2 separate regions of the Homo sapiens genome follow, and region 1 is linked to region 2. A link is an interaction called in ENCODE POLR2A ChIA-PET data of the cell type or tissue named here. Cell type or tissue: PC-3. All regions are shown on one strand. Region 1 has its middle 75 kb from the start of ANGPTL1. Region 2 overlaps ABL2 (ABL proto-oncogene 2, non-receptor tyrosine kinase).

The links. Peaks named below come from ENCODE experiments on the same cell type or tissue, not always from the same donor. Only the 100,000 strongest peaks of a DNase experiment are listed, where the experiment ranks them.
Region 1: POLR2A ChIA-PET joins it to region 2 with 35 read pairs; 3 of 35 experiments call an interaction of 5 or more read pairs at or near these places.

What each region holds. Positions count from the first base shown.
Region 1 is chr1:178,943,104-178,948,103 of GRCh38, reverse strand. No RefSeq gene overlaps it. Among named protein-coding and RNA genes, the nearest start is that of ANGPTL1, 75 kb to the right of the region's middle. RefSeq lists an enhancer at 1,031-1,816. In PC-3, no CTCF peak of the experiment used is centred here; no DNase peak of the experiment used is centred here.
Region 2 is chr1:179,166,854-179,171,853 of GRCh38, reverse strand. The region is part of intron 1 of ABL2 (ABL proto-oncogene 2, non-receptor tyrosine kinase); the gene reads left to right. Among named protein-coding and RNA genes, the nearest start is that of ABL2, 60 kb to the left of the region's middle. In PC-3, no CTCF peak of the experiment used is centred here; a DNase peak (open chromatin) is centred at 2,053; H3K27ac peaks cover 756 bases.

The sequences.
Region 1 (5,000 bases), 220 kb after region 2:
ATGGGGGAAAAGCAATATGGCAGAAGATCAAAGCCCAGGATTGTGTCAATGGCCAAGGAAAAATTTAATAGGGTGTTTAATATTTCATTTGATGTGAGTAGCATTGCTGTGATGTGAACCTTCTTTGTTTTTATAAGTTGGCTACACTATAAATGCCTTACGTGAGTGGTTTTTATGAAACTCCAGGAAAAATGTCCATGCCTGCATCCATGAGGGACAGAAAGAAGGAACAGCCATGGGCAGGGGGAGGTGAGTGAGACTGAGATACTTGTGGCAACAGCCTGAAGTGACTTCATTAATGTGGTTCCCCTCCCTCCAAGGACTGCTTAGGGATGTTGTGACAAGGAAGTGGGTGAAAAGGTAACAGGTGACATATGATGCAGGCGTGTTCGAGCCAGCCCTTATCAGCTTGCAAGTTGATTGTTAAATTTGCAGGAATTTTGGTGAGCCAGATATTAAACCATTGGTAGAGTGAAGTCAACCACAATGGGAGGTATTCTAATATTAACACCACAGAAACTGGTACAAACATTACAAATCAGCACTCGCCCCCCCCACCCCCTGTCCACAGCCTGTTAAACATTGACCAGCACACCACCACATATGAGGCCATTTCTTTTCTTTTTTTTCTCCCTTTTTAGAGATAGGGTCTCGCTCTGTCACTCAGGCTAGAGTACAGTGGCTCTACTGTACTCTACTGTTTGAGCTCACTGTAGCCTCAAACTTCTTGTCTCAAGCAGTCCTCCCACCTCAGCCTCTGGAGTAGCTAGGACTATAGGCATGTGCCACCACACCTCACTAATTTAAAACTTTTTTTTTTGTAGAGATGGGGTCTTGCTATGTTGCCCAGGCTGGTCTCAAACTCCTGGCCTCAAGCAATCCTCCAACTTTGGCCTCCCAAACTGCTGGGACTACAGGCGTGAGCCACTGTGCCCAACCGTGAGTCCATTTCTGATCTTGCTCCCATCCTTTTTCCAGGCTCATTTTGTGTTACTTCCTGTTTTCACCCAGATGCCAAAGCAGTCACAATTTCTACCTCCTGGTCTTCTGCAAATACACTGCCCTTACCCTGGCTCCTTTCCAGTTTTCAACTGAAATATCACCTCCTGGGGCTGCTGCCAGCACAGACAGTGCTTGAACACCTTAGGAAAAGGTGTCTGACCCCATGGGGCCCCTCCTTGTGCTCCCCTCCCATCCTCTCCCCTACAGTTTGAGGTCCTTGAGTTGGGCCTGCACATTCACTCATTTCTGAATGAGGAGAGCCTGGTGTGGACCGGACCCTCTCTCAGCTTCTGCAGAACTAATCTCTCCTGGTAGTTTTGTGCCTCAAGGACAGTCATGGTGGGACCAAGTGGCGGCTGATGCCGTCTTTGAAGTTAGAGGGAAAAGTCTGCAGAGCTTCCCTGGATGAGGCGAGGTGAGGGGCAGCAGGGGGCGCGTGCGGATGACAGGGAATTAAAGAGAAGACCCCTCATGTGCTGAGGCCTGAAGCTCCACTCCGGTGTGGCAGGATTTCTGGCCTGCGCCTGCCTCTATTGTGGAGGGAGGAACCAATATCACAGCGTGAACTGGTCCCCAGGGCTCTGGGATGGCTCCAAGGTGTCCCTGCATCAGACCACGCTGTCTCTGGGCCGCCCTCTGTCTCTGCTGTTGCTCCCGGTCAGAGCCATTTTCTGACTTGTCGGCAGGACTGGAAATGGTGACTTGAATGAAAAATTCAAGCTGCAGGGAAAATTTTTAGGGCTGCAGAGAGAACTGCTCTCGGGGCTTTTACAAGGCTCTCTTTTCCCAAAGACGGCGCCATCCCAGAGCATTTAAAACTTGTCCCTGCCCTCAGCTCCACCAACTCCTGTTAGAAGGGAGGGGAGGGAAGATGAAGAGAAACACAGGGGAAGATGCCTGCTGAGTCAGCCCTGGGAACCGAAAGACAGAGCCGGCCCCTGCACGCCCTGCCTCCCCTCGGTTCACCAAGGACAGGCAGCAGTCAGGAGGGGCTGCCAGAGACTGTGCCCTCACACCCGCTTCCTTACTCGGAGCAGCGCCCATCACAAACCCTATTGACTTTAGAATGCTGTGTATTGCTTAAAAATCCGTACTGATGCAAGCCAGTCTTCCTAAGGGTGGTCACTGTCGCCATCCCCAGCAGGAGAGTGCTTCGGGAACCAAGAAAGTAAGCGTCCACGCCCGCCTGGTGCAGCAGAGAGGAGTCCTGCCCAGGTGCCTGGCCCGTCCCAGGCTTGGTTGGGACATGCGCTTCAGCTACCTTACCTCTCTGGTTTCAGATTCCCCTCTGAGTGGCCAAGATTTCTTTTCCTGGAAAGCCGAGCACCTGTTTTTCCCGAGCCTCTGGTGCCCAAGCCATCACCACTGCTTTCCTGGGAACCACTCCAGGGTGGTTGACTTGGTACCTTGCAGAAACCCTTTTGCTCAAAAAAAAAAAAAAAAAAAAAAATCTACCTCTGAGCCAGGCGTGCCTGCCAGGAGAGACCTGGGAATATGAAATTCCTTAGAAGGTTTGCTCTGAGGCTGAAAGCAACTAAATGGCTGAATGGGATCATGTGGAGCTTCTTGTCCTTCTAACCTGAGAAACTCAAGCATCACATATTTTCTTGTATCTTCTTTCTCCCTTTTCTACTTAAGACTAAAATAGGTGCTCAAATAGGCGACCGTCCTGCTGCCTCCATCGAAACACACTATGGCTCTAAGACGCAAAGATGCAACTCTTTTTGTGACTCGTGGACATGGGGTCATCCCTCAGTGCTCATTGTGCTCTTGACATAAATGATGACCCTGCAAACAGCTACTGGGTGCTGCCTATAGGCCAGCATTGTGTTAAGCAGTGTACAGGCACCATCTCATTTAATCATTTCAACTACGTTGTGAGGAAGGGAAGTATTATTTTTGTCATCATTTTCCAGGTGAGAAAACCAAGCCTCAGAAAGTTATGAAGCTGATCACACAGTTCATATGCAGTGGTGTTGGAATGTAGACTCAAATATTTCGGACTCGGGGTACAATACTGCCTTCCTGTGACTTGTAAATTCAGTCCAGTTGTGAAGTGCAAAGTCTCACTTGGACTGGTAATATGGTTTGGCTCTCTGTCCTTACCCAAATCTCACCTTGAACTGTAGTAATCCCCACATGTCATGGGAGGGGCCCGGTGGGAGGTAAGTGAATCATGGAGGTGGGTATTTCCTGTGCTGTTCTCATCATAGTGAATAAGGCTCACGAGATCTGATGGTTTTATAAAGGGGAGTTCCCCTACACATGCTCTCTTGCCCGCTGCCATATAAGACATGTCTTGCTACCCCTTTGGCTTCCACCATGATTGCGAGGCCTCTCGAGCCATGTAGAACTGTGAGTCGATTAAACCCCTTTCTTTTATAAATTACCCAGTTTTGGGTATGTCTTTATTAGCAGCATGAGGACAGACTAATAGAACTGGTCTTTGGACAATAGACAAACTATAACACCAATCCTTTTTTTTTGAGATGGAGTCTCACTTTGTCACTCAGGCTGGAGTGCAGTGACGTAATCTCGGCTTACTGCAACCTCCGCCTCCCGGTTTCAAGTGATTCTCCTGCCTCAGCTCCCTGAGTAGCTGGAATTACAGGTGCCCGCCACTACGCCCAGCTAATTTGTGTATTTTTAGTAGAGACGGGGTTTCACCATATTGACCAGGCTGGTCTCAAACTCCTGATCTCAAGTGATCCACTTGCCTTGGCCTCCCAAAGCTCTGGGATTACAGGCGTGAGCCACTGTGCCCGGCCTAGTCCTGTTTTGAGAAAGTAGAAAATGCCATCCCTAGACAATCTCTGTCAACACATTATTAAAAGGTTAAATTAGTGTAAGTTTACCAGTTGCTGACAGACATTGAACTTCTTTGGCCTGGGTTTTTCTCTACAAGTGGTGTTTTCCCACTTCCATGTTGTACCCAGGAAGTATGATGTTGGACCATCTGAAGTTGGTGTTATTGTAGGTCAATACCGATAGACTATCAGCAATTTCATGTGAGTCAACCTAATCACAGATACTGCAGCTTGAGAAGCCTTTACTATCTTTACCACCCCATCCCCCCAAACCCTCAAGCAATAATTCTTTCTGCCCCAATTTTACCCTCACTTCAAGTTCCAGCTAAAATAATGCCAGCTCCTCCAAGAAGCCTTTCTCGAATTCTCAACTGGAAACAGTCTTTCCTGAACTTCCACAGCACCTGATTTGTACCTCTCTTCACTATCTTCTGGACATATTGGTTGTGTATATGTGTGCATTCTTTTGCCTGGTCAAGGAGCCATGTCTAATTTTTTTGTTTGTTTGTTTTTGTTTTTGAGATGGAGTTTTGCTCTTGTTGCCCAGGCTGGAGTGCAATGGTGCAATCTCGGCTCACTGCAACCTCTGTCTCCTGGGTTCAAGCGATTCTCCTGCCTCAGCCTCTGGAGTAGCTGGGATTACAGGCACCTGCCACCATACCCGGCTAATTTTTTGTATTTTTAGTAGAGACAGGGTTTCACCATGTTGGCCAGGCCGGTCTCAAACTCCTGACCTCAGGTGATCCACCTGCCTTGACCTCCCAAAATGCTGGGATTACAGGCGTGAGGCGCCTGGCCAGCCATGTCTAATTTATCCCTATCTGATCAGCTCTCAGCATAATATCTGGCACATGGTAGCTGCTGGTTAAGAGTTTACTGAGCTCAGCTGTATGACTTTCTGCTCTTGTGGTGGCAGTGTCTATCCCAGGGCTTCACACTCTAGCTTGTAGGATAATCTGAGCAGAAATCGGGGAATGGGGGGTAGTCCTCCCAGTCTCTCCCACCCCCACCCTGGTACCTTCTCGGGAAAAGGGTAGTGAAAGTGCACCTCTGGCCCTGCTTGGGTGGAGAGTAGCTGAGAAGCCCTCTCTGAGTGAGACTGAATGAAAGGCTCAGGTGAGGATCACTTTAGATGTGCCAGGGACAGGGCCCTTTTAATGTCATTCTACCTCAGAGAAACATCTCCCGAAT
Region 2 (5,000 bases):
CTAGAGTTTCCTGGATACATGAAAACATGGACATGAAAAGTCAGGCTAGTCATGGTGGCTCATGTCTGTAATCCCAGCACTGGGAGGCCAAGGTGGGAGGATTGCTTGAGGCAAAGGGTTTGGACAACAGAGTGAGACCCCATCTCTACAAAAACATAAAATAGTTAGCTGGGCATGGTGGCAAGTGCCTATAGTCCCAACTACTTGGGAGGCTGGGGCGGGAGGATTGCTGGAGCCTTGGAGTTTGAGGCTGCAGTAAGCCATGATCATGCCACTGTACTCCAACCTGAGCTATGATGGTGCCACTGCACTGAAGCTGGGTGACAGTGAGACCCTGTGTCTTTAAAAGTCATTCTTTGAGGTTTCACAGAGTTCCTTACAGAATTTTATTTATATTTTTTAATACCTACATGTAGCATAATTAATTACATACTATAATTTATTTCATAACAGTGTAAAATGAACTTGTTCTAGCGAAATCTCTAATGTAGATATTAAGCTCCTTGAAAGGAGAGTCTCTGTGTCTTTTGGTTTTGTATTCCCATTAGTATCTAGCTAACAGTAAAATCCTACTATAAGTGGGGTATAAAATCTGGCATATTGTTATTAATAGGTTAGTAAAATCATCAGTGTGATTTTGCACAGACGGCCAATAGTTATAAAGGCAATCACCAGTCATATCAGAACTGCAGCCTCCTGGTAAGAATAGTTGCTCAGAGTTTTTTCAGTGAATGAGGATTTCTGTTTTTATTAATTATGCTAATACAGATTATTTAAGTTCCCACTTTTCATTTAATTCTAAATACAACTACGTTGGGGATTATTATTATTTTTTTAAGAAAGGTATTATTGCCAGATGAGGTGGCTCACGCCTGTAATCCCAACATTTTGGTCAGGAGTTTGAGAGTAGCCTGGCCAACATGGTGAAACCCTGTCTCTACTAAAAAATACAAAAATTAGGCTGAGCGCAGTGGCTCCTGCCTGTAATCCCAGCATTTTGGGAGGCCGAGGCGGGCAGATCACCTGAGGTCAGGAGTTTGAGACCAGACTGGCCAACATGGTGAAACCCTGTCTCTACTAAAAATACAAAAATTAGCCAGGCATGGTGGCAGGTGCCTGTAATCCCAGCTACTCGGGAGGCTGAAGCAGGAGAATTGCTTGAACCCTGGAGGTGGAGGTTGCGGTGACCTGAGATCGTGCCACTGCACTCCAGCTGGGTGACAGAGCGAGACTCCCTCTCAAAATAAATAAATAAATACAAATACAAAAATTAGCTGGGCATGGTGACGTGGGCCTGTAATCCGAGCTACTCGGGAAGCTGAGGCAGGGGAATCGCTTTAACACGGGAGGCAGAGGTTGCAGTGAGCCTAGATTGCGCTACTGCACTCCAGCCTGGGTGACAGAATAAGAGTCTGACTCAAAAAAAAAAAAGCATTCTTTAATGTTTGGTCACAATGACTAAAATAATCTTCCTTTGTTACCAGGTTGCCATAGTTTGATTATGTCCCCCAAAGCTTGCATGTTGGAAACGTAATTGCTATTGAAAAAGTAGTAGGAGGTGGGATCTTTTTAAGAGGTAATTAGGTCATGAGGGCTCCACCCTCATGAATGGATTAATCTCATTATCATGGGGGAGTGGGTTAGTTATTTCAGAAGTTGGCTCCAGATAAAAGGATGAGTACTGTTGAGTATGCTTTCTCACCATATGATGCCTCCTGCCATGGGATGACCTTCACCAGATGTTGGTGCTATGCCCTTGGACTCCTAGTCTCTAGAACTGTGAGCCAAATAAACATGTTTTGTTGTTGTCGTTGTTGTTGTTGTTTTTTGAGACAGAATCTCTCTGTCACCCAGGCTGGAGTGCAGTGTGGTGATGATAGCTCACTGCAGCCTTAAAATCCTGGACTCAAGCTCCTGCCACTTCAGCCTCCCGAGTAGCTGGGACTATAGGCACATGTAACTCTGCCCAGCCAATTTTTTAATGTTTTATAGAGATCTCACTTTTTTGTTGTTCAGGCTGGTCTTAAACTTCTGGCCTCAACTCAGCCTCCCAAAGTATTGGGATTACAAGCATGAGTCATTGTGTCAGCCCTACATTCTTTAAAAATTACCCAATCTGTGGCATTATGTTATTGCAGTGAAAATGGATAAAGACATAGGCTTTTCTATAGAGTTGGATAGAATTAAAATTTTGTTCTTAAATAATTCAACAAGAACTACCTCAGGTTATTTCCTGTATTTGACTTTCCCCACTTATGTTTCTCATACCTGTTTAATGTCTCTTAGTCTTTTTTTTTTTTTATTTTGAGATGGGGTCTTGCTCTGTCGCCCAGGCTGGAGTGCAGTGGTTCAATCTTGGCTCACTGCAAGCTCTGCCTCCCGGGTTCATGCTATTCTCCTGCCTCAGCCTCCCGAGTAGCTGGGACTACAGGTGCCCGCCACCACGCCCAGCTAATTTTTTGTATTTTTTGTAGAGACCGGGTTTCACTGTGTTAGCCAGGATGGTCTCGATCTCCTGACCTTGTGATCTGCCCGCCTCGGCCTCCCAAAGTGCTGGCATTACAGGCGTGAGCCACCGCACCCGGCCAGTCTCTTAGTCTTCAACTGTTATTGTTTCTCATAGTGGTGGTATGCCTGGTGAAAGACTATTAAAACCCCATTTTTGGGCAAAAGGGTTTACTCCTGTTTGTGTTACACTGATATTTCATTTCTATTTTATGATTTTCATTTCTAACTCTCAACTCTCTGAAAGAATTAGGCAAGCAGAAAATGGGAGAAAATTCTAATTCTGGGGTCTTTTAACACTCTCCAATATTACTAACCATTCTGTCTAAAGATGAAGGTAGTGTCCAGATGAAATTAGACTATATCATCCTCTGTGGATATTGTGGAGAAATGCAAGTCTTGACTGCAAGGCACTGTGAGTTGCTTATCGGATATTTTTGGCATTATTTATATTAGTAAATGAACTAGAATTTCATTGAAAATTTAAAGCCTTAGAAATTGGACTACGAAGTCATGCTAGTTAGTGTCATATAGCAGTGTCCTTATTCCTTTTTTGTTCACATACTTCCTTAAAAAATTTCTGAAAGCTGTGTATGTGGGAAGAGGATGTGACTCTAAAGGGATAGCACGAGGGTCATGTATCTACTCTGTGTCCTGTACAAGCAGGTGGTGAGTCCATAAATCTGTGCATGTATTAAAATTCATAGAACTGTACACAAAAAGAAAATAGCTATCTACTCTGTTGCACATGCTTTGCAAGAGCATCTAAGAGCTTTGGGTGACATCTAAAACCTTTTTCACTACAAGTTTTAAAAAGTGCTAATTCTATCATTTTTGTTGTGTTATAAATACAGTCAGTCCTTCACATCTCCAGGTTCTGCATCTTGGTTGGATTCAGCCAAGCACAGATTGAGAATATTTGAGGGACAAAAAACAATAAAAAATATACAACGGAAAAAAAAAATAACAAATACAGTATAACAACTATTTATGTAGAATTTACATTGTATTAGATATTATCAGTAATCTAGAGATGACTAAAAGTATATCAGAAGATGTGCATAGGTTATGTGCAAATACCATGCTATTTTATATAAAGGACTTAAAGATCTGTGGATTTTGGTATCTGCTAGGGGTCCCTGTGGAAACCGTGGGACAACTGTAATGTCATTTTAAAATGGAACTGCATCAGCATTATTTTAAATGTATCCAGGAACCTAATATTGCAGGAATTTGTTACTTACCATTATCTATTTAAAAATATACATGAACAAGCTCTTCTTTAACAGCTGAATTTGTAACTTATCTCTGTTTTTATTTGGATTTGTATTTCTCTTTTAATTTGTTGTTGTTGTTGTTTGTTTGTTTTTGAGATGGAGTCTTGCTGTGTCACCCAGGCTGGAGTGCAGTGGCACGATCTCGGCTCATTGCAACCTCTGCCTCCCGGGTTAAAGTTTCTCCTGCCTCAGTCTCCTGAGTAGCTGGGATTACTGGCGCCTGCCACCACACCCCGCAGAGTTTTGTATTTTTTAGTAGAGACTGAGTTTTGCCATGTTGGCCAGGCTGGTCTTGAACTCTTGGCCTCAAGTGATCTTCCCACCTTGGTGCCCAGCCTGTATTTCTGTTTTTAAAAAAATGTTTAATTGCTACATATTTTTACATTTATTGGGTATATGTGATTATTTGTTACATGCATAGAATGAGTAATGGTTAAGTCAGAGTATTTGGGGTGTCCATCACCTTGGGTATTTATCATTTCTATGTGTTGGGAACATTTCAGATCCTCTTTTCTAGCTACCTAGAAATGTAAAATACGTTGTTTCTAACTATAGTCACTCCACTCTGTCAATGAACATTAGAACTTACTTCACTCTGTTAATGAACATTAGAATTTTTAATCTTCTTACAGTTAAGTTTATACCCATTAATCTCTCTTCATTCCCACCTCCCACTCTTTTCAGCCATCTATAATTTTATACTCTCGCTCCATGAGATCAACTGTCACATAAAAGCGAGAACATGTGGTATTTGTCTTTTTGTGCCTGGTTTATTTCACTTAACATAATGACCCTCAGTTCCATCCGTGTTGCTGCAGATGACATGATTTCATTCTTTTTTTATGGCCAAATAGATTTCCCTTGTGTATATGTGGTATATACACCACATTTTCTCTATCCATTTGTTGATTTATAGACACTTAGGTTAATTCCATATCTTTCCTATTGTGTATAATGCTGAAACAAACGTGAATGCAGGTAGTCTTTTGATATACTAATTTCTTTTCCTTTGGATTAATACCTAGTAGTGGGATTGCAGGATCGTGTGGTAGTTCTATTTTTAATTTTTTGAGAAATCTCCAACTGTTTTTCATAGTAGCTGTACTAATTTACATTCCCACCAACAGCATATGAGATTTCCCTTTTCTCTGCATTCTTACCAGCATCTGTTATTTTTTGTCTTTTTAATAGCAGCCATTCCAAGTGGGGTAACATAAT